Regions from separate parts of the Homo sapiens genome. Here region 1 is linked to region 2. A link is an interaction called in ENCODE POLR2A ChIA-PET data of the cell type or tissue named here. Cell type or tissue: PC-9. All regions are shown on one strand. Links, peaks and the distances in the headings refer to the core of each region. The heading gives the core; the rest is flanking DNA.

Region 1 (15,793 bases), core at 5,056-13,055, 160 kb after region 2:
ATATACCAAAGCATTAAAAAACTAGAAAATGTGGTTATTACAATAAGGTCCAAGAGAGCTTCACATCTGGTGATATCTGGAGAAGCTGACAAAGCTAAGCAGATTAGAATTTTGTTTGGTCACTGATTCACGGAGCAAGCCAATCTTGTAGACGGAGCCAAAAACCTCCAATGCACTGAATCATTGTCCCCGCATGACTGGGAGACGCAGGGTAATGCTGGCTAATGGAGGGATATCTTTTGAGTCTTCTATGAAAGGCCTGAAAATCACCTCTGTAGGATTCTATAGTACGGTAAATATGAACGCATGCAAGTTGTGAGAGGAACCTGGAATGAAAACGAATTGCCTCAGTGCTTATCAAAGTAATTTCCATGGCAGAGGTCTGATGATTCTTGCTCTGCTACACCCACATCAAGTGAACAGAGCCAGGGACGTTCAACATTCCAATTGCGTGACTCATTCTGATTCTGTGGCTACCACATGACTTCCTGATAATTTGGTTTCCTACAGAGGATGCCCACATGAGAGGAAGTACTGGTCAGGTTGATGTGAATATCTAGTCTATTTGGCAATTATAGCTCTCATGGCAAATTAATATATTTCCATTTCTGCTTTTTAAAAAAATCTCTTTTTTTGAAGTGCCTTACAGTAATTATAATTGAGAAACAACAGGTAAAATAATTGATAGTGCAAGGAGATGCTATAGGTGAAAAACATCTCTATAAGCTGCATATTACCAGGTCGAGGTAATAGTCTTCTTTTTCACTGACACAGTGAAGAAAAACCTCAGTGTTTTTTTCTTTTGTTAGGTTTGGAAAAGTCAGGAGCTGTATCTTTCTAGTTGGTTTACCATGAAGTACGAGGGGCTTCCTTATGAATAAGCTGCCCAGCAATAACATTATAGATCCTTGAAAGTCAACTTGCCAATTACTGCAGCAGATATACCAGTGTTCTAAATGCGTCTTATTTCAAAGAGAACTCAATTTCAAAAATGCAACATCTTGCTATGCTAATTAGATAATTTCTGTCTGTTGCACAAATGGTGACATAGAAAAATAAAAGTTGCCACAAACTTTCCCGAACCCAAATCAGAATCTGCTGCCCAAATGGCTTTCCTTTCTTGTAGTAGCTTCACAATCCTCCCCTGAATGAAGAAAGTACAATATGGGAGTATGTGTTAAAAGTTAAATGTTTAAAGTGAATCAAAATGGAGAATATATAGACAGCTAAAATCCTAAAGATATTCAATATAGCTCAAATTTTTATTTTTATTTTTTATTTTTATTTTTTGAGATGGAGTCTCGCTCTTGCCCAGGCTGGAGTGTGGTGGCGCAATCTTGGCTCACTGCAACCTCCGCCTGCCGGGTTCAAGTGATTTTCCTGCCCCAGCCTCCTGAGTAGCTGGGATTACAGGCGCACACCACCACGCCCGGCTAATTTTTTGGTATTTTTAGTAGAGACAGGGTTTCACCACATTGGCCAGGCTGGTCGTGAGCTCCTGACCTCAGGTGATCCACCCGCCTCAGTCTCCCAAAGTGCTGGGATTACAGGCTGAGCCACTGCACCCGGCCAGCTCTAATGTTTATATGACTAAAGGAAAATAGGAACAGAAAATAATTGTACTTTCTACTTACTTATGCAGTAGATGTACACGTCGTATTTTTTTTTTAATTAAACTATCAAATCAAAAGTCCTGTCACGCTATTTAGAAACAGTTAAAGTATTCTGGATTAGATAAACCAAGCCGGTTTAACTTAGGTTTTTGTTACTGTCTCTGCCTATTAAAGAGCTTTACAATTCCAGAGGGAAACAAAAATAAGCTAGAACATACCTAGTCTTGTAAGAAGCCCAAACATTTCATGTTGCTATGCTTTGTCAAGCCAAAACTATCTCCCGTATTCATTAACAAAATGTTAATTCTTTCAGCATTGAAATGGTTGCTTCTTGTTAAAGAGAAAGTAAAATACGCTATAAGTTATGATAAAATATTTTCCTACCTTGTAGTCATATATTCAGCTCTATGACCTGCAGGAAAAAAATTTAAAGTAAGTAAACTGAAAGGAATCAGCAGAGTGTATGTGGTACTCTTTTGTATCTCCTATCCGGTATTTTAAAACACTGAGTTTGTAATAACTTACACGTTTTTATGGCAGAAAACATGAGGATAGCATATGAAGATAGACACATAATTCAGTGTAAACATTTCATAAAATCTATACATAAAATTTAATAAATTCTATAGATTTGAGAATCATGTTTCACTTGGCAATTTGAGGCTGTGTTTTTTTTTTTTTTTTTTTTCAGAAAAGAAACAAGAATAGCTGCTTGATCATAACTGTAAGCCCAAAAATGAAATACAAATAAGACATATCCAAGATTTAGATGTTAGTTATTCTCTCTGTTTTGACTGACACTTGTTAGCGAGAAGGATGGGTTCAAATACAGTTGGGAGGGTTCAATTTTCCTTAGACTAAGTTGGTGTTCTTTCTATAATATGAATCAGGGGACTGGAGAGAAGCTGTATTCTGTAATCAGAAATGACATTTGCGAATATTAAAGTACAAGGACATTAAATGATACTACATTCCACCAACTTGTAAGCTAAAAGCCTTTCACAGAGTTCTCTGTCCATTAAAACATCAACTTCTTATACATTTGGGTTTCTTGACTTGTTTTAAGTAACAGGGCTGAATTTTTGTAGGGCTCCGACAATCTGCAATAATTTCAAGTTTGCATGTGTTTATCGGTTGCTTTGTACATTTAGGGCGGAGTAGTGGGAAGGAATGTGGGAAACATTGAACCATTCAGCTGGTTTGTTTGCAAAATAATGACATGGTCCTGAAACAGCTTGAAAATATAGCTGGCAGGGGATGGTCACGTTGCAGCACAAACAGCTAAGCTCAGCCTATCATATCATAATGCAGTGATTCAGATTTCTAGGGCAAGGCCAACATGACAATGGTAAAGAAAGCTGGCTTGTTGGGAATGGTGAACCAACACTTCCAGGCTGCAGTAGAGCCTTTGACTCTATTATCTCCTCTTGAATAACAAATAACATAAAGGATTTGGTTAATATCTATTGATTAAATAGGGTGAAACAGTTAAAATCTGAGACTACCTTTCTTCACATAGGGCCAGGCCACAGTAAAAATGTTGGCAGAATGAGTTCATGGACATGACTTGAAGTGGGGATGAAGGGAAGGGAAGAATCTCCTCTTCCTCCTCTTCCCAGTTCTACTTATTTAAGTTATAAGTCCCTTCCTTTTGCTGGCCTTCTGCTACCTTGGAGGAGAAGAAAAAGGTGAAGGTGTACATAGAACTTCAGAATAATTTATAGCTATTCATGAATGGGAGTGAAGGTCTACTGAGAAGTAGAGTGGGCAGATGGTGAGCTGACTGTGGTATGTGGTGCCTTATGGGATATCCTAATGGCAGTGTTCGGCAGCAAGCTGGCTATACAGGGTTAGAGCACAGAGAAAAGACAGGGCTGGAGATAAAGATGTGAGAGTCACCACCATTTAGGTTGTGTTGGGTCCATACGAGCCACGTAAGATCACCCAGTGTGAGGCAGTAGAATGTGCAAAGGGTTGAGGGTAGAGAAACTGTCTGGCTTGTGTTGTATTATGTTGTTATGTTGCATACTTTATGACAGCATTAAGTCTAATTAGGTATGATGCAATATATATTAGTAACAACAATAAAAACAGCAATGATGTCTAATATTTATTAGACACCATTATAAGCACTTTATATTACATATATTAACTCACAATTTTCACAACGACTTTATGAGGTAGCTTCTATTGTTATCCTTATTTTACAGAAAAGACTGAGCATATAGAAAAGTGACTTGCCCAAGGTCACGCTATTAGTATGGGGTGGGTGTGGCACTCAGGTCCAAGTTTGTTTTAATCCCAGTCCTGAGATCCCAGGAACTATAATGTACTAGCTCCCAAGCACTATAATGTACCACCTTTAAAAACGTAAGTCTTTTTTCCTGGCAAATACTTTGAAAGATCCTAGAAGAAAGGTAGGTATTATGGCTTACAATTCTGTCTGCCTCATATGCCTAAAGCCAAATACAAAATACTGAATATTTAAATAAATTTAATAAATTCTATAAATATGTACATTATTAAATTAATATCTATAAATGTAAATTTAATAACATAGGTAATCACTTTCAAGTGATTCAATAATGATGCCAATGAGAATTCCTTAGAAATGAAATGTGTTATAACTTTGAAATTCTGCTATTTTTGTAACAATATCCTAACAAATTATTCCCTAGATTTAGAAAATGATATGTAAAATGCTTAAAATTATTTTGCTCCATCCATCCATAGTTAATAGTATGAGATAAAAAATTAAAAACCTATAAAAGATACATTTTGAATAATGAACCAAGAGCGTGCTTTGCAAGAACTATGATTCACAGTATAACCACACTACCACATCCATCGTTTTTTCAGCTAATAGTCCTGAGTGTGTCTCAACTGATGAATGAGGTTTTATTTTTTAATCAGTATCATCATTAATAGATCAATAACACACAAGCTTAGAAGACTCTTCTTCCCAGAGAAATGTGAAAGCTTCCAGCAGTCTGAGGATTAGATTTCAATCATTTTCTTTGGAAAGCTACTTAATTATTAAAAACAACGGACCACTCCTTCCCCTCGCCACACCCCCCAACATATAAGCCATTTTGAAGGAAAAAAATAACCCAGGCTTAACTTGTTCTTGGTTCAAACATTTTTTTTCAGCTACTCTTAAATTTCACTCGAGAATTATGAAGTGAATTATTTTTCACACCTAAATGCATTTTATCTCCTACATATAGTTAATGGGATAACCAAAATACAGTTTGGTGGCAATTTGATATTTTAAAAAAGGAGATAAAATACTTAAAATGTGTATGGCTCAAATGAGACACAGGCATCCTGGATTTGCTCCCTAATGAATGACTGATGAGAACTCCTGGCATTACTTTCCAGTCCTTTTTCTTCCTTAAGAATACCAACTACTGCAGTGCTTTTCTAAAAAACCATAATTACTCACATTCAGCTTCCCTTTTGAAAGTATACTTGTACTCCTACTCAAAGACAGACAATGGATTGTATGAGGATAATCTATTAAATTCCTTTGTCAGAAACCTTATGCCCAGGGCAAGAAGCAATAAAATATGGAGCTCAGCTCCTAGTATCAGATTTTTTATTTAGCAAAATCGCACTGATATTTGCACCCCCTTAACTCCAAATGCTGCACACAAAGAAGCCAATGTGAACATTAAGGCTCATTACTGAAAAAGAAAAAAAAAATCAGTGCCTCAGTTTTATAGATGTATATCTCATTTACTGTGGTCAATTTAACTTCTATGATTTAAAAACAAATGACATCACAAAAAGATACAATGGTGTTGCTGAGGGATGAAGAAAATGATAATAATGAGTTTGGTCTTAACAACTCATTGCGTGCTTCTTTCTATTTCAGTAGTTTTCAAAGATTTGGAATTCTGAATTTTGACAGTGCCACTTTAAGAGCCCAATCTAGTTGCTTCACAATGTTGTAAATCAAAGAACTTACTGGGCCATTGGCAGCCTACCAAAAAGCGAGCAGTAAGGCAGGCCAAACACATGTCTGTAGTTACAGATTCAGCTGTGTACGAGCAACTGCTAAATCTTCGGGTTAGGCTCTATTTGTTTTACTATGAAGGCAGTTTTTGCAGCGGTGAGTCTAGTATACTTCAGAGAGGTGATTTCTATATAAAAAGTCAGGACTGTCCCCAAACATAACCATTGAATCCTGTATTAGTAACCCTATCACACCAAATCTGGACTCAGATTCCTCCATAAGAGCTCACCATGGGATTACTTCACTATGTGATGGGCGCCATTAACTCTCCTGGTCTCCTTTGATGTAGCCTATTAACATGAAGAGGGCTTGCACAGAAAGCCAGCAGGCTTATAATGGTTGAGTTAAAAGGTGGGGCATGTCTCCCATGCTCAGCTTTTCTCTGGGCAAATTTGTCAGTGTCATATCCAGGCAGTGACCAGCAATTGGTGTGCCACCCAGCCTGCAAAAGGGGCAGGGCTAGGAAGCAGAGATGTCTGCAACCAGTGGGCAGAGGCTAGTGTGCCTGCTGCTGATGGATGAAAGCTATCCAGTTTCTTCTGCAGCATAAATGGAGTCCTGTGAAGGTTTTATACACGTCAGCACAGCTTGTGTCCCTGGTATACCAGAGCCCGTTGAAAAAAATTCCAAGATAAAGAAATCCTGAGCTGGGCACGGTGGCCCATGCCTGTAATCTCAGCACTTTGGGAGGCTAAGGTGGGTGGATCCTGAGGTCAGGAGTTCGAGACCAGCCTGGCCAACATGGTGAGACCCCTGTCTCTACTAAAAATACAAAATTAGCTGGGCGTGGTGGCAAATGCCTGTAATCCCAGCTACTCAGCAGGCAAGGCTGGAGAATCACTTAAACCTGGGAGGTGGAGGTTGCAGTGAGCTTAGATTGCACCACTGCACTCCAGCCTGGGCGATGACAGTGAAACTCCATTTCAAAAAAAAAAAAAAAGAAAATTCTGGCTTGCAGTTCACAAAGTATAATACAGATTTATGCAGTTCAGCAGCTAAAGACGGAATTTGGCATGTGGACTCAATAAATTGGCTAGAATATAGCCCCATCCAATAATGACATGTAGAAGAATATTAACCATTGGGGCTTTCTCTCTAGGAGACACAAGAGAATCCATGTTGAATAGGTACCATAAAAGTTTCAGAATGTGGCCCCAAGCATATTAACACATGTGTCTGCAAGCAGTGCCAAGAATGAATTCCCCCACTACTTCATGCTCTCAAACACAATTTCTAAAGTGGTATCCATCCTCATAGGGTAGGACTTTGTGCCTATAAGCGTTCATCTACACTTAGGATAATTTATGCTTTGGGCCTGGCAACTGACCTTGAGGGCATCACTTGAAATATCAGGCATTTGTGAAAAATTGAAAAAAAAAAAAAAAAAAAAAGACCTTACATGACACTGTGAGGGAAAAAAGAAAAAACAGGACACAATTATAAGAAAACTATTCAAAGATAAAAAGACTTTTTTTTTTTTTTAAAGTTCAAACCTACAGAAGAGTTAAAAGAGCAGTACAGGAAGTATCCTTATCCCCTTCATGTAGATTTTCCGGCTGTTAATGTTTGCCACATTGACTGTACCTTCTTTCTCTCTCCCTCTTTTTTTTTTTAGAACCATTTGAAGGTAAGTTGCAGACATCATGACACTTTAGCAAGCATTTCTTAAGAATAAGAATGTTCTTCTTTATAATCACAATACCATTATCATATCTAGGAAAATTAACACTAATTCAATAATATTATTTAATATACAGTCTGTATTTCAACTTCCCTAATTGTTCTTAAAATGTCTTTCATAACTTTTGCTTTTTGATTCAGTATCTAATTTAATCTAGTGTGTGAAGGTTCATACATTGTATTTGGTTATTTTATTTTTTAATGACACTTTTTAGTAGTTTGCGTTGTTTTTTTTTTTTCCTTCTAGGTGTAATTGGCCTTTTCATCCTAACTGTGTCAGACATGGTTCTTAGGTCATGATAACCTTTCTCCATGTGGTCATTCCCTGAGGATGATGAGTTCTTTGGTGGAAACCAGGAGATAAGGTGATAGAAACTTTATGGTTAAGGAAGGTTCCAGAATTGTGGGAGGCAAGAATTTAGGTCTAAGAGGCGCAATCTCTTTTTTGACCTGAGTTACTCACACAACTCAGTCCTCTCATTTCCCACTCCCTTCCACATTCTCTTTTACTTTTTCTAACTTCTGGCAGGGTCTAGTGTGAATAAAAGATAAAGTTACAGACTATGAAGCACTTAAGACAGGAACTTGGCTTGTATTTATTTTTTTCCTTTTAAATTTCATAAAGACAAAGAGAAACATTAACATTTATACAGTCCCCTTTGCCTGTATTCTCATGCCTCCCCTCAGTTTCCTCATTTGTAAAAACGGAGAAATTATTAGTGCACAGTAAAATATACAACTCAGAACAAAGCCTGGCACAGAGAAAGCCTTTCAAGTGTTAGCTGTTGCTGTTGTTTTGTTACTATTATTAGACATAGCAATCTACTTATACTTTAAGATTGTTTCTCAACTACAGCCAATGCCTGCTGAAAGAAAAAAATCACCCAAACTGGTTTAACTGGTTTCCAGAGTCTAAACAGGCAACAGATGGAACAACAAATACTCGCCCATTAAAACAAACAGGGGTGGGGTTGGAAGGGTGCAGAAGTCTGAGAAGGGAAGGAAGAAGAGACTGGGGGGTCAGCAGGTAGGGGAGGGGCAGTGTTTCCAGACTTTTCTACGATCAGGAGCACCACACTCTGAAGATCCCTCCCTAGGAGCTCGGTATTGACTTTCCAGCCCTCCCTAGATTTCACTACGCTTCCTCAAGGTTAGCACCATGCTTTAGAAGAAAATCGTGCCAGGAGAACTTAATCATGACATATACAAACAAAACCAAATCTAAACACAGAGTGTCCTCTGCTTCTTAAAGCACAAATATACAATTCATACTCTTTCTGGAATATATACATGATACGATGTATCATCCAGGTCATCTTCCCATACATTTTGGATAACTCACCTTCTCCCAGGGTCCTCTGCAGCAAGTCATGTTTGGCTTGAAGTTTTGTGATGAGATTACTGCCTTCCAAATATTCTCTGAGTTTCTGCAAAAGGCAAGAATAATTTTTAAATCTTTTTTTTTTTTTGAGACAGAGTTTCATTCTTGTCACCCAGGCTGGAGTGCAGTGGCGCGATCTTGGCTCACTGCAACCTCTTCCTCTGGGGTTCAAGCGATTCTCCTGCCTCAGCCTCCTGAGTAGCTGGGATTATAAGCGCCCGCCACCACACCTGGCTAATTTTTCTATTTTTAGTAGAGATGGGGTTTCTCCGTATTGGCCAGGCTTGTCTTGAACTCTTGACCTCAGGTGATCCGCCTGCCTCGGCCTCCCAAAGTGCTGGGATTACAGGCGTGAGCCACTGCACCCAGCCTAATTTTTAATTTTTAAAAATTATTCAATGTCAAGGAACTTTTCATAGATCTAAAATCCAGCCACTTTGATCTTCTAGACGCCAGAAACTTGTTACTTGAAGTGTGGTCTGCAGACCAGCAGCATCAGCCAACCCTTGGGAGCCTAGGAGAGATGCACACTCTCAGGTTCCTTCTGTACCAGACCTCTGGAAATAAGAACTGGCACTTTCACCAGCTCTCCTGGTGACATGTATAGATATTAAAGTTTAAAAGTACTGTGTGTTTTTAAATTTTAGAGTTGGGGTCTCACTCTCTTGCCCAGGCTGGAGTGCAGTAGAATGATCTCAGCTCACTGCAACCTCTGCCTCCTAGGCTTAGGCGATCCTCTCACCTCAGCCTCCCAAGTAGCTAGGACTACAATTGCACATCATTATGCCTGCTGGCTAATTTATATATCTATATAAATATAAAAACATATATAAATATATATAAATATAAATATATATATATGTTTTGTAGAGACAGGGTTTTGCCATGATGCCCAGGCTGGTCCCAAACTCCTGGGCTCAAATGATCCTCCCACCTCAGCCTCGCAAGTGTTGGGATTAGAGGGGTGAGCCCCTGTGCCCAGCTAAAAGTACTGTTTTATACCAGTCCTCTAACTAACTAAATAACTCCTAACTAACTAACTCCTAAATAACTCCTAAACTCTTTCCGAAACTGACTGAATCAGGAACTCTGATGGTAGACAGGAGTCTATTTTAACAAAAGGAACCCCAGATGGTTCTGATGTGACTATAGAAGTGGCACTTGGGAATCCTAGATCTGAGCTCTGTAGAGTGGCTTGGGAAGTGGCGGGCACACCATGAAGTAGAACTGTTCAGTTTCCTGCTGGTTGGCTCTTCTCTTGGCGATGCTGGGTTTACTCAGGTAGGTTTCAGAGACAGTGGACTTCACTGATTCTGTGGAACGACTGTGCTGGAAGCATTCAGAAACATCATAGTCCTCGATGGTGACCATATCTTGTATCGTCTGCAAGGTGGCTTCAGTCGTTTTCTTAACCTGGGAATAGAAATACATTTCTCACGTTAGTACATTATTTCATGAATCCCACAAACAGGGAGAGTCCACTCTGTCAGGTAGAGATGAGGACACAGGGCCTGCCCCCGCCAAATTCACAGTCTATTAGGAGAGAAACAAAGGTAAAAAACACTCCATATCACCAGTTTAAGAGAATGATTTCTTCAAAATCATCCTAAGGAGGTTATCACTTTATATTTCAGTCCTTATAAATCTCATATCTGGGTACTCTCTCAATTACTTTTTTGTCTTAACATTTTCAATTGAAGTCAAACTACACATAGAAAAATACACAGACCATAAGTGTGCAGCTTGATGATGAATTATCACAAAGGGAGCACACCTATGTGAGTAACAATCAGACCAAGAAAAAGTATATTATGAGACTGCTTGTGCCTCTCCCAATTACCATACACCTATACCCTCTCCTTCTCCATTAACTGGACTTCTAAGATTAGATATTAGCTTTGCCCTTTCTTGCTCTTTACATGAATGAAATCCTACAGGATGTATAATTTTTGTCTTCCTTTTGCTCAACGTGAGATACACTCATTTCTTGTGAGTATATTTCACTGCTATTCATTGTAGGAATACACTGTAATTCATCCATTTTACTATTGATAGATGATTTTTTTTAGTTGTGGGCTATTTTGAATAATGCTGCTATAAACACATTTTTGTTTAGTCACACATATATGAATAGAATTGCTGCTTAACTGTTTTCCAAAATGATTGTAATTTACATTCTCACCAGCAGAGTGGAAGAATCCCTGCTATTCCACATCCTCATCAACAGTTGGTATTGTCAGTCTTTCTTTTAAATTTAAACAATTGTGTTGGGTGTGCAGTGGTATCTCACTGTGGTTTGAATATGCATTTCCCTGATATATGAGATTGAGCACATTATCATATGTTTAAGGCAATTTGGATCTCCTTAATTGAGAACACTTTGTTAAAATCTCTTGCTCCATTTTCTAAGTTATGAGTCTTTTTCTTAATGATTTGTTGAGATGGATATGAGTCTTTTTGTAGTTGTATGTGTTGCAAATATTTTTCCCCACTGTGCTGTGGTTTTTCCCTCTTTCAATAGTGTCCAGATGAACAAAGATTCTAATTTTAATATAATGCATTTATCAATTCTTTCCTTTTAGTGTTTTTTGTGTCCTATTTAAGAAATATTTTCCTATCTCATAGCCATAAAGATACTGCTTTATGTTATCTGTTAGGAGCTTATTTATTTATTAATCTCCTAGTAGTCTTTTTATTCACTGAAGGTCATATTCTACCTTTGCTTATCAAAGTATAATGTAAATTGATAGCTTTTTCCTTCTGTCACACAATGTAAAGAGTTTAGAACACCTTAACTTCATTTACTCCTCCTGATTTATATGCTATTTTTGTAATATATTATAATAGAATATATATAAATATTAATATATAAATTTAAGACATTATTATTTTATGTAGTCAAGATTCACTTAGCATCACCCATGTATTTATTACATTCTTTGATGTCGAGTGCTTATATTTTAAGTGTACCCTTTAGAAGTTCTTTTTAGTATGTGTCTGTTTTGTTGACTTGACAACGTCTTTTATTTCACCTTCATTTACTAAATATCTTTTTCTGTGCAGCAGTTATTTTCTTTTTGTATATTAGAAATATATCACTGTACTTTGTTGTGGCTTCTATGTTCCTGTTGAGTGAGAAGGTTACCATCAGTCTGTCATTGCTTTGAATAAAATCTGCTTTCTTTTTCCAGCTGCTTTAAAAATTTTCCATTCATCTTTGGGTTTCTACAATTTCACTGTAATATATCTAGGTAAGGATTTAAAAAATATATTCTGCCTGGAATTTCTTGGACTGCTTGAATTTGTGTGATGTTTTTCATAGGTTTTAGTAAGTTTGCAGCTTTTATCTTTTCAAATATTGACTCTATATTCTTTAATTTTTCTTTCTGAGCGGGGCGTGGTGACTCACACCTGTAATCCCAGCACTTTGGGAGGCTGAGGCGGTGGATCGCTTGAGGTCAGGAGTTCGAGACCAGCCTGGCCAATATGGTGAAACCCTGTCTCTACTAAAAATACAAAATAGCTGGGCGTGGTGGTATGTGCCTGTAATCCAGCTACTCGGGAAGCTGAGTCAGAAGAATTGCCTGAACCCAGGAGGCAGAGGGTGCAGTGAGCTGAGATCGTGCCACTGCACTCCAGCCTGGGCGAAAAAGTGAGACTCTGTCTCAAAAAAAAAAATTTTTTTTTCTTTCTGGGAGTTCAATTAGTATATTAGACATTACTGTGTTCTCTATATCTCTTATTCTTCTTTTCCATATTTTATTATCTTTTGTTTTTGATGCTGCGTTTTTATTATTTCTTCTGATTTGTCTGCTTTCATGATTTATTTTTTAGCTCTACCTGATGTTAAACTCACCCACTGCTTTCTTAATTTTGGTTATTTCTCAGTGCTAGAATTCCTATGTAGCTCATTTTCAAATCTGTTATTTTAGTGCTTATGATTTCCTGATGAAATCTAAGCTTGGCTTTTAAAAACCTCCTTGAACATTGTAAATAGTTCTTTTGTCATTTATTTCTGATAATCCCAATATCTGGAGTTCCTGTGGGTGTGTCTCTATTGTCTATTATTTCTTCTGGCTATCACTCATGGTTTCTTATCTCCTCATTGTCTAATTATCTTTGCTAGATATTTTTTGTAGAGTTACTTGAGGTCAAAGGTGAGGTTATCCTCCAAAGAGAATGTTTATTTTCCCAAACCATTAGGGGCACTAATAGCTCAGAATCTCTGGATTTTATTACTGTTCAAAATATTGGATGCTCTTCCTTTTGGGAAGATATGGTTCCCTGTGTCACAGGTTTCAGGCTTGGCCATGCATCTTGTCCTAGAAAATGAACTTTGAAAGAATCAGTTGAGTGACCCAGTCCATCATTACAGGAAGTGGAAATCTTTTCAATTACTTTTTTTTTTTTTTGAACAAAATAATGTTTGGGAAAGAAACAGTAGCAATTAGTACTAGTTTGGATGCTTAGAAGGTCATGTGATGGAATTAATATTAAAAAAAGAAGGGAAAGAAATTTAATAGACAATAATCATTCCTGGGGTTATGCACAATGCAAAGAGTAGATACTGTTGGAAAAAAAGCATATTAATGACCATTAAAAATACTGTAATTAATTACTTTAAGGAGGTCATAATCAAATATCTATAGACTGAATTAAAAGAGTCACCATCCTACACTAGTCAAATAGGCTCTTGTAGCTTGTAGACAAATTTCTAATGACAGTATCACGCACAGGTTTTAAAAGCACTGTATTTCAAACAAACAGATGTGAAGATGGTATACTCTGAGAAAAGTGTACTTGATGACTCTGTTGGGAACAAGCCCCCCAAAATCTGGCCATAAACTGGCCCCAAAACTGGCCATAAACAAAATCCCTGCAGCACTGTGACATGTTCATGATGGCCATAACACCCACACTGGAAGGTTGTGGGTTTACCGCAAGAGGGCAAGGAACACCTGGCCCGCCCAAGTCGGAAAACTGCTTAAAGGCATTCTTAAGCCACAAACAATAGCATGAGCGATCTGTGCCTTAAGGACATGCTCCTGCTGCAGTTAACTAGCCCAACCTATTCCTTTAATTCGGCCCATCCCTTCGTTTCCCATAAGGGATACTTTTAGTTAATCGAATATCTATAGAAACAATGCTAATGACTGGCTTGCTGTTAATAAATATGTGGGTAAATCTCTGTTTGGGGCTCTCAGCTCTGAAGGCTGTGAGACCCCTGATTTCCTACTTCACACCTCTATATTTCTGTGCGTGTGTCTTTAATTTCTCTAGCGCCGCTGGGTTAGGGTCTCCCCGACCGAGGTGGTCTCGGCAGACTCAAAATGTGGCTCTGGTAATGACAAACACAATATCAGGATATATGAAGAGCCTTCATAAAATTGTGAAAATGAGAAAAATATAGTATTTCTAAATTAAAAGTTTTATATAATGTGATTTAAAATATTTGTGCATAACTAAATTAATAGCTGAATACTGAAGGTAAATATTTGACTATGTTATCTACATCTCCATAAATTTTATATTTATAATACTTTTAAAAAATGGAAGCCTTTACTTGTGCCAATATTTAGTAATTAAAATACTACAAAGTAAATGCTGTTATTTCTTTATTCAATTAAACTCTTGAAATTGACAAACATGTAAGAAAACAGGCAAAACTCAGTATACTGTGTTGTCTGAGAAGTCAGGGAAGGTGCCATTCAAAAGATAAATTTTGAGTATGTATTAAAAGGTGAGTAGGTGTTCACTGAAAAAAAGGGCATTCCAGGCAGAGGAAAAAGTGGGAAAAGAGAGACCCTGGCCTTCTTGGGCTAAAACAAGTAGCTTTATATGAGAAGTAGGAGTGCATAGCATCTAGAGAAGATGACTTGCTAATAAAGGACCTTTCCATTGTATGATACTGGGGTTAGAATTTTAAAAAATAAAACAAAAAATAAAGGCCCTCATATACCACACTTAATTGAGAATCAACAGGGAGCCACTGATACCTACAAGGGACAGTTTAGATTTACATTTTTAAAAGATCCCTGAGTTGATGAACAATAAAAGGGAAAGAGACAGAAAGCACGAAAGTTAGTCAGGAGACCCTAGTCCCATTGAGAGATGATGAAACCTTGATCTAACGAAGTAAGAGTGGGAATGAACATGATGGGGGATATTTGAAAAACATTTAAGCAACAGCAGTAGCAGTTAATCGTTTTCAACAGATGGCTTAAATAGCAAAACTGCTGGAAAGAACTACAGCTTCTTTTGCTCTGGAGGGCAGAGCAGAACTTCCAAATACATAGAAACATGAAAAATATATAATGTTCTTCAGATATCAGTGAGGTGAAGCATAAGAATAACATGATGTAAGGTTCAATAAGGTGCTCTGATATGTACCTAAATTAAAACACAATTAAAGGAAACAATGACAAAAAAAGCTTCTAAAGCAAACAAACAAAAAAACACAAAATCCATCTGAACAACCAAAAAACGCAAAAAGAATCATGAACCAAAATAAACATTTGTAGTTTGTCTTCAAATACAGTCAGGTTTTTTTTTTTATGGATTCTGTATCCATGTATTCAACCATTCACAAATTCAACCAACTGTGGGTCAAAAATATTTGGAAAAAAAAAAGAAAAATAATAATACAACAATAAAAAATAACAAAACCCAGTATAACTATTTACATAGCATTTACATTGTTTTAGATATTATAAGTAATCTAGAGATGATTTAAAGTATAGGAAAATGTGTGTAGGTTATGTGCAGATACCACCTCATTTATATAAGGGACTTGAGCATCTTCGGGTTTTGGTATCTGTGGGAGGTGCTGGAACCAATCCCCCTTGGATGCCAAGGGACAACTGTAATCTGTAAATCTGTTGGAATTTTGCAATTAAAGTGTGTTCACTGAGTTTATGAGACAGATGGTTACATAAGAATGTTTCACTAGAACCATGTTCTTACATATGGGAAACCAGAGACAGCAGCATTATCAAATGCACACATGGAATACATATACGAAGAATCAAAATCAACAACACCATTTTTCTTTTTTTCAAATTCCTTCTCAGAAGCAATGGTGTCATGGTTAAATTTGGAAGT
Region 2 (15,793 bases), core at 2,755-10,754:
GTGCAATCTCAGCTTACTGCAACCTCTGACTCCTGGGTTCAATCGATTCTCCTGCCTCAGCCTCCCAAATAACTGGAATTACAGGCATGCACCACCACACCTGGCTAATTTTTGTATTTTTAGTAGGGACGAGGTTTTCCCATGTTGGCCAGGCTGGTCTCGACCTCCTGATCTCAGGTGATCTGCCCTCCTCAGCCTCCCAAAGTGCTGGGATTACAGGTGTGAGCCACTGAGCCCAGCTGGAGTTTATATTTTAATAAGATGGAGTTAACCCTTCTTTCATCTGCTTCTTTCCATAATGAAATGCTATACTTTATTATCATGAGTTAGTCTTGAATCAGAGTCCTGTGCTCCATGAAAGGTCATTTCACCATTTCCTCTAGGCAGAATAGAGTCAGACTCATCCTGGACTGAACTGTTAAGTCCTGTGAGTTCTTTCTACAGCATAGTAACTAACCGGCACATTGTGCACATGTACCCTAAAACTTAAAGTATAAAAAAAAAAGATGACACACACACAAAAAAATAAATAAATTCTTGAAGAGCTATATTGAAAAAAAGAATCCCATCCACTTCTCTTCTCTTTTTCCTTCCTTCTTTTTTTTTTTTTTTTTTTTTTTTTTTTTTAAGAAATGAGGCTCTCACCATGTTGCCCAGGCTGGACTTGAACTTCTGGGCTCATGATCCTCCTGCCTCAGCCTCCTGAGTAGCTGGGATTACAGCTGTGTTCCACAACACCTGGCTCAGCAATAGCTTTTGTACACATCTCCCTGAATTTTCAATTTCCCCATTGTTATTAAAATAATCAAATCTGATCATATCCTTTCCTTATTTACACCTTTCAATAGCTTTTCTATTTTTCTTAGGATTAAGTCCAAAATATTTACCTGGCCTGTGGTGGCACTGCATTTACTAGTCCCTATCTACCTCACCTGAAATCACTCTGCCCTTGGCTTGCAATGTTCCCACCACATTGGTCTTCTCTCTTTATCTTGAAATGCCAAGCCCCTTCACACCTCCATTACACACGCTGTGACCTCATGCTGTGATCTCGCGCCTGAAACACATAAACCTTCACCAGGTTTATGTGCACTTACATCCACAAAACTCAGCTTTCTCCTTGAGGCTATTTCTGATCTTACCATATATACACTTTTAGTTATTACAATAGTTATTTATGTTCTTATTTAATTAACGTTACCTCCATTAGACTATGAGCTCCATGAAGCAGGGTCATGTATGATATGTTTACCACTATATCTCCTTACCTAGCCCAGGATCTGGCTCATAGTAGATGCTCAAAAGGTGTTTTCAGTCACAAACAGATATTTTGAAAAAGAAGATCAATTAGAACAAGACAATCATGAAATTACCTTAAAAAGTGAAAAAGTATTTTATGGCTAAATATTATGATACAAATTGAAATAATGGAAAAAGAGGGATATGATTAGAAAAGCAGGAAAGCAGACGGAGAGTGAGTGACAAAGAGACAAGGAGGAAATTGGCAGAATAATAGCTATATTGCAAGAGGAGGAGGGTGGGGAAAAAGAGAGAATTTTATTTAAAATAAAAACTAGTGATGGCTTGCCTGGAGGAGCATTTGTACTTTTAGGAGACTTGGACGATTAAAACCCAGAACTGCTACCCAGACACTGGTCAAAAACTACCCCAAATTTTGTAATGACCAATTTTGTCCACCTCTTTATGTCTTTTGTCTGAAAACTTCACATTCTCCCAAATGAGATATTACAAACCTTCCTCAGGAGGGCTAGAAGTTTTAGGAAATACAGCACATAGCAGTTTTTCTGCTTTCAAGAGGGAAGTTTCTCAGTCATTCACTTCCAGGCTCAATTCTAGGATAATTTGTGTTTCATATCCCCTCACTTTATGCCACCCAGGTGGCGATAGCTAATTTTTAAAAAGTTGGAAGACAATCTTTGGTTTTATCATTAAGTGTCAGAAAGAGGGCATTTATGGAAAGAAATGTTTACTAACATGCAGAAAGCAGAGTCCCAAGGGTCCGTGCAGACCTTTGCCTCAAATGTAAACGAGGGAATGAAGGGAAATGCCACCTTTTAGTATGTAGGCAAGAATGACAGGAATGAATGTTCAGAGGAGTTAAGAATTTAATGATAGATCCACACTTAACAAAAAGTGCTCTAAAGATCAACTCTGAGGTGCACAAGACATAAATTTTAATGATGCCTATGTCACTAAAAAAAAACAAGTCCACAAGGCACAAAGGGAGAGTCCTAATGAGTGCTCAATCTGCAGAAATAACTGGAAAGAAAATGTTGACAAAGGTATATTTCCCATCCAGTTCTAGAGTTTAAATAATGTCTATGTATGAAAACTCTTAAATTTTAAGAAGGATAAAAATTAGTGTATTTTATGGTGCTCATGGTATATAGCACTAGCAAAACTGATTATTTCAACAGTAAATTACAGAGTATTAGGTAGGTGCTCAGCGGTATAATGATTAATAAGACCCAGTGCCTAGCTTTAAGAAGCTTAGAATACAGCAAGGAGAACAAGTTAACCACAAAAATAACTATAAGGTAGCTGATAATAAATGACCAGGAGATTCAAAGTTTTGTGAGAGTTAGAAGGAGAAAAGGCTCATAATCTTACTGAGACAATCACTAACATTTTCATGAAGGAGGCAGCATTTGAGATGAGGCTTTTTTTTTTTTTTTTTTTTTTTTTTTTGAGACGAAGTCTTGCTCTGTTGCCCAGGCTGGAGTGCAGTGGCGTGATCTCGGCTCACTGCAAGCGCCGCCTCCTGGGTTCAAGCCATTCTCCTGCCTCAGCCTCCTGAATAGCTGGGACTATGGGTACATGCCACCACGCCCGGTTAATTTTTTGTATTTTTAGTAGAGACGGGGTTTCACCATGTTGGCCAGGCTGGTCTCAATCTCCTGACTTCATGATCCACCCACTTCGGCCTCCCAAAGTGCCAAGATTACAGGCCTGAGCCACCGTGCCCAGCTGAGTCTTTACAAATAGTAATATATTCACAGTCTGGGATATGAGGGAAGATGCTTTCAGATAGTGGGTGCAGCAACAGCAAAAGTACAGAAGTGGGAAAGCAGGAGAGATTTTTAGGAAACTCGATAGTTATTTTGCCAGAGTAGAAAGTGTATATGTTTGAGAAGAAGGGCAGTAGGAACTACAATTAGAAAGGTAGGTAGGAGTCAGATTGTGAAAAGCTTTTTATTCATTCATTCAACAAATATTCACTGAGTCCTTGTGCCTGGCATTGTGCTAAACTCAGTGGCCAAAACAAACAACAACAAAAAAAATAGGAGCCAGGCATGGCAGCACACACCTGCATGCCCAGCTACTTCGGTGGCTGTGGTGGGAGGATATAGCTTGAGCCCAGGAGTGCCAGACCAGCCTGGGTAACACCGTGAGAACCCGTCTCACACTCCCCAACACACACTCCCCAAAACAGATAGAGGCCTTGAATGCCACAACCACACCAACTATGCATTCATAGATTTTCTCAGAGACCCAAACATTCTTTTCTTAAATTAAGTTATATTTTTTTGTCTGCTCCCCAGCTCTTTTTTTTTTTTTTTTTGAGACAAGGTCTCACTTTGTCATCCAGGCTGGAGTGCAGTGGCATAATCTTGGCTCACTGAAGCCTCAACCTCCCAGGTTCAAGTGATCTTCCCACCTCAGCCCTCCAAGTAGCTGGAACTACAGGTAAGCGCCACCACACCCGGCCCATTTTTCTATTTTTAGTACAGACAGGGCTTCGTCATGTTGGCCAGGCTGGTCTTGAACTCCTGAGTTCAAGCAATCTACCCGCCTTGGCCTCCCAAAGTGCTGGGATTATAGGTGTGAGCCACCGCAACTGGCCTTGCTCCCCAACTTTCATGATGAGTTAGTCAAACTTATCAGTGGTGGTAGTCTGAGTACATGTGAAGAGAAATGCCTTCTCCCTGTCTCACAGGGGTTCAAAAGTAATTTTGAGGAAAGAAAGAAAACACATTTGCAACCAATTACACTTTCAAGTTACATTCTAGTTTCAAGAAACTAGGTCAGATTCCTTAGGAGGTTCGGAAGGATTTAACCCGTTCCTTTCTGGGAACAGTGCCTTCCATGACTTGTTCTGCCCAGAGGCTGGCTCTGCTTAGTTTGTCCCAGTGAGGGTGATAACACAGTGATGATCCTTTCCCAGTGGCTGATCCACCAGACTGGCCAAATTAGGACTTTAGCTACTGGAAGCAACTGCTAAAGAATTTCAAGGACAAATTCTTGCAGCTGTTTTCAGCCTTGAACATGACTAGAATATCAATCTATAAGCTGGAGGTGGCACACCTTGAGGATCTGTTGAAACTGCAGGAACCCAGATTTTAAAGCGGCAAATATGGACATGCTGGCTATTAAAATAAGAGGGTGTGTCTATGTTTAAACTCTTAAAAAGAAACATGAAATAACAAACATTAAAAATAGAAATGGAAATAACTGAAAGCAGGGCAATTATGCAGCTGACAATTAAAATGAAATGTAAGAATTCATTAGGGAAAAGACCATAATAAAAGATTATCATTAACTCAAGGAGTTATAACAAGGAGACTTCCCGGACTGAGTGTTACTTGGGTATAAGGTAGAGGCAGGGGCTCAAAAAGCTTTCTCAGTATGAAGCCCAAGCAGTGGAGCTCCTTGTCCTCAGGGTTTTAACTCAGGCCTGACAGTAAACACTTCAGGAACTGCTGCCAAACTTGTCACCCTAAGTCCTTACTCAAAGCTTCTGGGCTTTGAACATCCTCACTGATGAATGTGAATTTACTTACTATTCTACTTACCACTTAGGTATCAGTCTTCTAGTAATACAGTGTCTCAGAGTACCTAATCACTGTCCTCTTACCCTCTCAATCTGAAATCCGGGTTGGGCCAGCCCAATCAAGAAAATGGCCTAGTTTTGATTCCTCCAAATGTAGAAGCCATTTCCTTTTTACTTTTTTTTTTCTTTTTTATTGAGACAGGATCTTGCTGGAACGCAGTGGCACCAACTATCATAGCTCACTGCAGCCCTGAATTCCTAGGCTCAAGTGACTGTCCTACCTTAACCTCCCAGTAGCTAGGACTATACGATAGCATATGCCATCATGCCAAGATAATTAAAACAATTTTTTTTTTGTTTTGGTAGAGACAGGGTATCACTCTGTTGCCCAGGTTGGTCTGGAACTCTTAGCCTCAAGTGATCCTCCTCCCTCGGCCTCCCAAAGGCAGGGGATTACAGGTATAAGCCACCATGCCCCGCTGGAGCCATTTCTTAAAATCAAACTCTCAGTGACACTCTCTAGCTTGGAAAGGAAGACACAGCAGAACTACCCTTTTTTGAGACAGGGTCTCAATCTGTTGCCCAGCCTGGAGTGCAGTGGTACAATCACAGCTCACTGCAGCCTCAACTTCCCTGAGCTCAGGTGATCCACCCACCTCAGCCTCCTGAGTAGTTGGTACCACAGGCACGCACCACCATGCCTGGCTAACTTTTGTTTTTTTTTTTTTTTTGTAGAGACGGGGCTTTGCTGTGTTTCTCAAGCTGGTCTCAAACTCCTGTGCTCAAATGATCTGCCAGCCTTGACCTCCCAAAATTCTGAGATTACAAGTGTGAGCCACCGCACCTGGCCAGAAATACCATTCATTTAATTCTGTCAATAACCATACATGTTTTAGTGCCTAATATATTTCTAGCACTGTACTTGATCCTTGAGGAAGATAAGTGTCAGAGGCTAATAGCTATGGATTTAGGATCAACACAATCAAATAAAGGAACAACCATACATGTTTTAGTGCCTAATATATTTCTAGCACTGTACTTGATGCTTGAGGAAGATAAGTGTCAGAGGCTAATAGCTATGGATTTAGGATCAACACAATTAAATAAAGGGAAATAAAGAAACAAAGAAAGGTATAAGATAGTAAGTACATGATTGGCTGTTCATCTTTCTCCTTTATATATACTGTGCTAAAAAGGCACCCTTGTCGAACTGCTTTGCTACCATGGTGACAGTTACTAAGAAATGCACAGATGCACATATGAACAGGTTAACGAGTTCTGTTTTTTTTTTTTTAAATATGTAGTGTTTTCCCAGTCCAATGAATGATTCTTAATATCAGTTTCCATACAAAGGTGTTTCATACAATCACCTCTGTCGATTTTTTGTATTCAAGTCCTTAAAGAAACTGGAGCAAGAGCATGTGGACCTATCCGTGCTGACTCTCGACTGGGGATTTTCCTGCTGCTCAGGGATCAGGCATTAACTCTTCATGTGTAATCTGCGAAAGCTATGAAATGATCTGGGATTCTCTGATTTCCCTATTAAGAGATGGGGGGGTGGGGTGGAAAAAGAGAGAGAGATAGGGGGCCAGTACCCTCTAGAACACTCCTTCCTATGTCTGCCATTATCCACAGGCCAAGACCTTTTTACCTGCACTCAGCACGAAAGAAATCTGCATTCAGCCCTAAGAGTAGCTGCTTGGGCAGTGATCATAGCTCTGCTTTAAGGATAAGACTCTTATCTGTGACTACAGAAAGAGAAAAGGTTTCTCAAGGTTCTGAGTGCTGATTTCTCTGTGGCAGCCCTAAATTACATTTGAATGTCACCCCCAAAGGAATACACTAAATGACAACAAGCACAGATTCTTGTGAGGATGGATATTTCCCCTTGGACAAATTTCAATCTGTATCTATATATCTTTATACATACTTACCATGAGCCTGTTATGTACTGTGCAGAGCACCAGACCAGGTACCACGGAAGAAAACCGTAAAACAAAATTGGGATCCTATAGGAGCTTAGAATTTAGAAGCTAAGATCTTTTCACATAGAAGTAATAATGATGGAATGAAAAACTAAGTAGAATTTATTCATAGAGTTCTGGAATTTTTGGACTAGAAGTATTGTAAAGATCATTCTCTGTTTTGCAGAGGAGAAAACTGGAGCTCACAGAGTTAGTAGTTTACCTGAGGTCACAAAGTAAATTAGTGGCAGAGCCAGAAATACATCACAGTTATCAAGAGCTTTGTTTATCTTATCACATGTAACAACTATTAAGCATCAATTCCAGGCAAGGCAATGTGTAGCTTGAGATAATACATGTAAAATGCCTAGAACCAAGTCTGGAACTATTAGCTGTCATCATTATCACAATCATCATCATTATCATGGTTAAGAGTACAAATTTTGGTCTTAGCCAGACCTCGATGTGAGTCCCAGTTCTGTCACTTATTGTGTAACTGTGGACAAGCTACTTAAGTCCCAGTTTCTTTATTTATAAAATGAGAATAAAAATATCAACTTCATAGGATAATTGTGAGGATTTAATTAGATAGTATGTATAAAGTGCTTCAAATATCACCTAGCATGTTGAAACTGTTCAAATATTAGCTGTTCCATTGTGAACAGCTGACCTATGTACACAGGGAGTCAAACAAAGACACACATATAGCATATTGATGGAACTTCTCTTTGAGCTGACAAAAAAGGAAGCCAGTCAGTTAACAACATTTACTGAGTTTTCACTGTATACAGGTATCAGTACACAGTCATGTGGAACAAAGAAAGTAAGAGAAGAAATGCTATTTTGGATGTTATAATATATAAACTATTTATCATTCACAACAAATACACACCAACTACCTACACAGTGATGAATAAGACTGAGTTTCTGCAAAGAGCTAGTCTAGTGGAAGCAGCAGCAAGAAATTAGGCCATTATGACATGGAGTGATGTACACATTGCAGAGCTAGGGCTGAGAGCTATGGAAGGTTATGAAAGGGCATCTAATCCACTAACGGTGGAGGTAGGGAAGGAAGTGTCAGGGAAAGTTCCTCAAATGAAAGAATAAGGAGTTGTCCAAAGATGAGAAGAGTTGAATATAGCCTAAAGCAACAAACCTGCTGTGGTGAGTACTCTGGACTGGCTCTGGCTCTCAGCCATTCCAATCTTCTAGTGTGCTTTCTTTGAATACAGAGGTTAAAGAAGGAAAAGACACATTTCCCTCATGTCCTGCAGGTAGGGTTATGCTTCTGCCAATTAGATACACTTGGAAGGTGGATCCTAGGCTACAGTTATGTTTTGTTTCTGCTGGAAAACTAGTTGTAGACACATTGGGTATTTCTGCAGCAGTATTTCAGTGTCTAGGTCCTACCCCTGTGCCTGTTTAGAGGAAGTAGCAGGGGCAGCAGTGGCCTCTTGATCCTTGGATCACAGGTACAGCAGTATGTCTTTGAACTCAACACTCCACTGGAGGTCTCTGCCTGCCTGCCTTTCTGATTATTGCAGAGATGGCAGCTCCTCAGTAGACCATCCAGCAGACTTGCTCTAGGAATCATTTCTGGAGGCCTGCTAAGTGACCATTCCTTTAGACTTCCCAATGATTTTATAAGCTCCTGATACCCTGCATTAAATTCATTTTTGCTGAAAATAGTTTGAGTGGTTCTTTTTCTTACACCTAATACATCAGCAGAATACAAAAAATTCAAAATGTGATATATAGTTTTCAGGGGTCAGCAAACTAGCAAACTTTTCCTGCAAAGAGCCAGGAGTGTAAATATTTTAAATTTTGTGAGCCACATATGATTTCTTCTCCTCCTTCCTCCTTTTCTTCCTTCCTCCTCCTCTTCTTCCTCTTCTTTTAAAATAACCCTTTAAAAATAAAAAAACCATTCTCAAACCCTGCAAGCCAGATTTAGCCCATGAGCTATAGTTTGCTGACCCTTGATAGAGTGTTGATGAGATGTGAAAGAACATGATGAAATGTCAAAGAACTAAAATACTGAAGGAAAATAGCTCATATTTTTAAAAACAAGATATTTTTAATGAGGCCAGGTGCAGTGGCTCACTCCTGTAATCCCAGCACTTTGGGAGGCCGAGGCGGGCAGATAACTTGAGGTTAGGAGTTCAAGACCATCCTGGCCAACATGGTGAAACCCTGTCTCTACTTAAAAAACACAAAAATTAGCCGGGCGTGGTGGCATGCACCTGTAGTCCCAGCTACTTGGGAGTCTGAGGCAGGAGAATCACTTGAACCTGGGAGGTGGAAGTAGCACTGAGCCGAGATCACACCACTGCACTCCAGCCTGGGTGACAGAGTGAGACCCTGTCTCAAAAAAAAAAAAAAAAAAAGAAAAAAGGAAAAAATGTTTAAGATATGTTTAATGATGTTACCACACTAAGACACACAACAAATCCTGGGGTGGGATCAACAGTTGATGAGAGGAGGCAACAGAATTCAGGTAAATAAACGGTCCCTTGCCTACCCAACTTTGATGCCTAGTTCATTAAAAAAATTACTTTATTATGGTAAAAAAAACACTACAGTTCAGTAATGTTATGCATATTCACACAGCTGTGCAGCAGATCTCCAGAACCTTTTCATTGTGTAAAACTGAAACTCTACATCCATTAAACAACTCCCCATTTTCCCCTTCCAGCCAGTCCCTGGTAACCATTATTCAACTCTGTTTCTATTAATTTGACTACTCTAGTTACTACATATAAGTGACATAATATATGTCTTTTTGTGACCGGCTTATTTCACTCAGCATAATATCCTCAAGGTTCACACATGCAGTATATAACAGGATTTCCTCCCTTTTAAGGCTGAATAATATTCCACTGTATGTATGTAACATTTTTCTTCATTCATTCCTTCCTTGATGGACATTTGGGCTGCTTCCACCTCTTGGCTATTGCAAATAATGCTGTTATGAACATGGGTGTAGGAACCTCTCTTCAAGATCTTGCTTTCAATTCTTTTAGATAATTATCCAGAAGTATAATTGCTGGTGGTTCTATTTTTAATTTTTTGAGGAACCTCTACATTTTTTTCCACAACAGCTGCACCATTTTACATTCCTACCAACAGTGCATGAAGGTTCCAATTTCTCCACATCCATGCCAACACCTGTTTTTTTTTTTTTTTTGACTAGCCTAATAGATGTGAGGCAGTACCTAATTGTAGTTTTGATTTGCATTTCCCTAATGATTAGTAATCTTGAGTATTTATGTTCTCATATGCTTGTTGGCCATTTGTATATCTTCTTTACATAAAAGTCTATTCAAGTCTTCTGCTCATTTTAAAATTAGGGCTCTTTTTGTTGAGCTGCAAGAGTTATTTTTATATTCTAGCTATTGAGCTCTTATCAGATACAGAATCTCAAATATTTTCTCCCCTTCTGTAGGTTGCTTTTCACTCTGTTGATTGTGCTAGTCCAGTTTTAATCTTTGCCCATGAATGAAAGTCTAGTCTGGAGCAAACTGCTGGCAGTCTGGCCAGGTCTGGAGCTGTCTTCTGTCCCAAAGACACTAGTGGTAATGAGTCAAAACATCTGTCTTGGATACTTCAGATTTGGATATTCTGATCCTCTACAATATCCAAAAGCATTCCCATATCTTTGCTTTGAGCCAGAACCAGCCAACTCAAGGTTTCTGGGGCCGTAGAATTAGAAGCAGCCTCAAGACTGGGTAAGTGGGAGATATGGAGGTGGACTCATTAGATTCAGATTTGCATTATTAAGTGTCTGCCACTAGAACGCTGAAATCAAACAATTGCAATAAATATTTTTCAATTCACTATTGTTCCTTTTTGCTTCAAATGGTAGTCAGTTCAGTTTCTTTGATGCTTCATGCTTATGCTGAGGAAATAAAACATCCCAACCCTGGAGACCTGAATGATTCCAAGGAAGTACATGGAGAGTTAATCCAAGGCTTGGTCTAGAATGCAACTCAGTTCACACAAAACTTGCTCCAGAAAAACCTTGACGATTCTGTACAAGTGGATATGAACACTACGGAATGGTGCATTTGCTAAAACATCCTATTTGAAGAGATAAGGTTCTGACTTACAAAAGGTCTATTTCCTCTTCCAACCACTACTGCCTTTTCGAAGTACACAACTGGAGAAGCTGAATAGGTTGGCTTGTCAATATTGACGAGATTTTTAAAAGCCTAAAAAAATTTATGGAAAATGACTGATTGCCTCACTGTCAAAATTCTTATGCCTGTTGAGATTTATCCTTGGATAAAATTATTTATCCAAGATTGCTTATGGAAACAGAAAATTTCAGAAAGCCTTATGTGCATTATTTTTCTGGTTCCCACAAGAAAAATAAAATGGGAGAGAAGGTTAGGGACAGAGCTGCACAAGTTCAAGCAGAAAATATGCTGAAAATGTAGGGTCCTAATTCCCTGACTTTTATGTTAAGTTGTTGCTATTCAAGTACTTACATACAATGATGTTTATCACTGCATACTTCAAATTATGAATGTAAGGAATAGTGACATTTAAGCTGCCAAACACAGTAGATTAAAAAAATACTTAGTTTACTCATCATATCAAGAAATCCAGAGATAGGCGGTTGCTGGCATTGGTTTAAATGTTCAGTGATTTTGTCAAAGCCAAGTATCTAATTTCTTTTCTCTCATGGATGAAAAAGGGGTACGATAGCTCTGAACATCTCATTCCTTACCAAGAAGAAATAGTTAAGAGATGATACCAGCTTTGGCTGTCCCATTTTATCTGGAAGGCAAAATGTTTCCTGGAACTTCCCCCTCAACTCTCACAAAACTTGAGCTTATTTCTCAATGGCTGGAACTTGTAAGTGAGGCTACAAAACTAAATATTCCTAGATATTGTAGAGGTAGGTTAGTGAGAAGCGATTTGGGAATGGGTGCTTCTCTGCTAAGTTTTAGGGTTGGCCACAGAAAAACCAGGAAATATCAAAATATCCAACAATACAAGATTGACTGAGTGTCACGTGCCATATGAATCCCAGGTGGCTGTTAAAAATTGTGTTGTGAGCCAGGTGTGGTAGCTCACACCTGTAATCCCAGCACTTTGGGAGCCTGAGGAGGGCGGATCACATGAGGCCAGGAGTTTGAGACCAGCCTGGGCAACATGGCGAAACCCCATCTCTACTAAAAATACAAAAATTAGCCGGGCGTGCTGGTGCATGCCTGTAATCCCAGCTACTCACATACTCATGTGGCCGAGGCATGAGAATTACTTGAACCTGGAGGTTGTGGTGAGCTGAGATCATGCCACTGCACTCCAGCCTGGGCGACAGAGCAAGATCCCATCTAGAAAAAAAAATACTGTTGCAGATAGTTACATGCTAAATTATCTATAAAGTATTATCAACTAAACATTTAATATAAAATAATAAGAAAATTTCAAATGTTTTAGAGCAAAATAAATACATATTTAAAAATTTTTAATGGACAGATGCAAAAAGAAAAAAATGGAACTTATATTCCAAAAATGTTGACTTCAGTTGAGTTTTTCAGGAAATAGACTCTGAAGCAGAGGTTTGTATGCAGGTGATTTACTGGTGAGAACGCTCAGGAACAGCATCTGTTAAGGGAAGCAGGGGCAGGATTGGGCAGAGGGGGAGGGTGAATTGCAGGGCAGTTGCCACAGAGGCTTTAACTTGTCTCATGGGACACTCTAAAGCTGGGATATCCCAGATTGTGCCAATTGACTTGATGCCTTTGTACCTCCACAACTGACCAGTCGTTGGATTTGAGCTGACCCAAGGAGGGGAATATTGGGTGAGGCAATATTTCCCTCACTGAAGACAATTTTAGAGAGGAATTAAACTATGAGCCAGCAACAGCCAACATTCCTGGTAGCTGTATCTTGGGATCTGGGCAGCATACCACAGCATCCACTAGAAATGTCAACAGTGGTTATCTAAGTTTGGGGATTAATATGCTTTATTTTTCTATATGCTTTATTTTCTTTATATGCTTTATTTTTCCAAATTTTTCTATATATGCTTTATGTCTTCCAAATTTTTCACAATAAACACAGCATTGTACTAAGGATTAAATGAGTCAATTCATGTAAATCACTTAGCACAACTCCTATAATTTACGAAATATTCAATATATTTATAAATGATTATTTTGTATTTAGAAAGAAATCTGTATATATAGGTACACACATACATTTCTTTCTAAATTCAAAATAATCATAGGTAAATTTATTGAGTACTTAATGTATATACATATATAATTTAAAAAGAAAACATAAATATATACATTGTCAAAAAATGAAAGTGTGAAAAAGGATTTAAAATAACACATGGATCTTGCTATTCATTTTAGTTTATTTTGGTTTATCTGATCTGTGAAAGTCTTTCTTATAACATTGTTTCTTTCTAGCATATTCCAATAGAAAGTTCTGTGATGATGAAAATTTCTGTATCTGTGCTGTCCAATATGGCAGTCACTAGCCACAGGAGGCTACTGAACGTTTGAAATGTGACTAGCACAACTGAGGAAGTACATTTTTAAGATTTTATTTCATTTTAAATTCATTTAAAATGTAAATAGCCACATGTTGCTGGTGGCTACCATATCTGACAGTATGGCTTTAGACCAACACTGGGCAATGGTTATTTAGAGAACAGATTTAAAATATTATTTCTCTCTTGAAGCTTGGATTAGTTTCTTCCTCCATTGCTCTATATAATTCCCTAACCTTGATTTTAAAATCTCATTATAATTAGGTATGTAGAAAAACAAAATGGGAAGAGCTAATTAAGTGTAAATAAGAGTGTGTTTATGTGTGAGTGTTGTCAAATGAAAGGAAAAGTAATTTAGTTGAAAGTAAGATGTTGGCCAGGCATGGTGGCTAACGCCTGTAATCCCAGCACTTTGGGAGTCTGAGCGCATGGATCACTTGACGTCAGGAGTTTGTAACCAGCCTGGCCAACATGGTGAAACCCTGTCTCTACTAAAAATACAAAAATTAGCTGGGCGTGGTAGTGCATGCCTGTAATCCCAGCTACTCAGGAGGTTGAAGCAGGAGAATTGCTTGAACCCAGGAGACAGAGGTTGCAGTGAGCCGAGACCATGCCACTGCATCCAGCCTGGGTGACAGAGTGAAACTCTGTCTCAAAAAAAAAAAAATGTAATAATGTATTGCTAATTGTGTGGTACTTTTGGCAAATGATCTGAAAAAAAAAAAAAATGAAAACGTTTGTTCTGTGTCAAATATTTGATTCTTGGTAAGCCAAAGAAGACTTCTCCCTGAAACAGTATCTTTCAATCACACTGTTGATACAGTAAGAAAGATAACTGCAGAAACAATTTGACATTGCCTGAATAACAAGTGGAAATCTCTTACTACTCAGGTGGGAGGCCTGTGTGTGTGTGGACAACTCACTAACAGCAGCCAGGTTTACGGAGGAAAGCTACACAAACCTTGGTTTGCATCTTAGCCTTATTAGTTACTAGTTCTGTGTATTTGGACAAGTTACTTAATTTTTTGGAGCCCCCATTTCTTCATAATCAAGTGGTTAAAAGTACACCTACCTTGAAGACTTACAAGAAGATAAGTCATATATAAAGCACTTGGCCGGGCGTGGTGGCTCATGCCTGTAATTCTAACACTTTGGGACACCACGGCGGGAGGACTGCTTGAGCTCAGGAGTTCAAGATCAGCCTGGGCATCATAGTGAGACCTCATCTCAAAGACTAAGAAAACACTATATTAAAAGATGTATAAAGTACTTGGCACATAGTAAGTGCTGTATCAATGATAGTTTTACTGTTAGTGTCACATCCAGAAAATTGATCGGGAAAAGGGAAGTAAGCCCAAATAATATCAACTTTAGGTAGTAATTAACTGGCATAATCACAAACTGTAAAATCATTTTTGGAATATGTTACTTTGTATATATTGGCCACAAATGAAATTTCATCCAAGCCAGTACAGTGGCTCATGCCTGTAATCCCAGAACTTTGGAAGGCTGAGGTGGAAGGACTGCTTGAGGCCAGGAGTTTAAGACAAGCCTGGGCAACATAGCAAGACCCTAGCTCTAAAAAATAAAATTTAAAAATCAGCCAGGCACGATGACATGTGCCTATAGTCCTAGCTACAGAGGAGGCTGAAGCAGGATCAGGATCACTTGAGCCCAGGAGCGAGGCTGCAGTGAGCTATGATTACAGCACTGCGCTCCAGCCTGGGTGACAGAGCAAGACCTCGTCTCTAAAAACATTTTAAATGTAGTCCATTGTTTATTGAATAAATGAAAGAATGAATGCCTTGCTTTGTTCTTAAAGTCCTTTTGTCCCCAAAATGGGTTGTTATAACTAAAATGTTTTTTTCACTGGCATTGTCACGAGGGTTATTTTCAAAGACCTCTGAAGAGCAATACCAAATCAATGGTCTTGAGCAGAGTTGTTTTTCTAGACTTAAGAGAGGTTTTGCCAGAAATTAAGAAACAGTTTCTTGAGTAATAAAATATTACTGAAGGAGCAGTTAAGGCTTCCATCCTTACATATTTTTAGAAGACAAATAATTCTCTATGCTGAAAATGTCATCACCTGTGGAAGCCAGCCTCTAGGATAACCTCCAGGGATGCTTGCTTCCTAGCATTCAGGTGCTTCACTAGTCTCCTGCTCAAATTCAGTCGAGGGTGGCTCTGAATATGGCAGAGGTGATGTGTGAATTCTGAGGCTAAGTGATAAAAGGCATTGCAGCTCCTGCTTTGGTCTCTGAACCACTTGCTCCAGGATAAGCCAGTGACCATGCTGTGAGGCCACTCAAGCCGTCCTGTGGAGAGCCCCGTGTGGCCAATAGCTCATGCCAAGCTGCCAAGAATGTGAAAGAGCCACTGTGGAAGGGGATTCTCCAGCTCCAGACCAGACTTTAGATGACTACAACCCTTGCCAACATCTGACTGAAACTTTATAAGAGACTGACATAGAACCGCCCAACTGATCTACTTTTGAATTCCCAACTCACAGAAATTGTGAGAGATAAT

What was found. ChIA-PET counts read pairs that join two places held together with the same protein. Peaks named below come from ENCODE experiments on the same cell type or tissue, not always from the same donor. Only the 100,000 strongest peaks of a DNase experiment are listed, where the experiment ranks them.
Region 1: POLR2A ChIA-PET joins it to region 2 with 5 read pairs; 6 of 35 experiments call an interaction of 5 or more read pairs at or near these places.

Annotation. Positions count from the first base shown.
Region 1 is chr12:64,073,231-64,089,023 of GRCh38, reverse strand. It overlaps SRGAP1 (SLIT-ROBO Rho GTPase activating protein 1), which reads right to left. Exons shown (of 22, transcript NM_020762.4): 9 at 9,908-10,105; 10 at 8,654-8,738; 11 at 1,998-2,025. Among named protein-coding and RNA genes, the nearest start is that of KICS2, 140 kb to the left of the region's middle. In PC-9, for the core only: a CTCF peak has its summit at 10,927; a DNase peak (open chromatin) is centred at 8,203; H3K4me3 peaks cover 1,302 bases; H3K27ac peaks cover 3,577 bases.
Region 2 is chr12:64,229,225-64,245,017 of GRCh38, reverse strand. LOC124902952 (a long non-coding RNA gene) reads right to left here. Exons shown (of 2, transcript XR_007063347.1): 2 at 15,780-15,793. Among named protein-coding and RNA genes, the nearest start is that of KICS2, 15 kb to the right of the region's middle. In PC-9, for the core only: no CTCF peak of the experiment used is centred there; no DNase peak of the experiment used is centred there.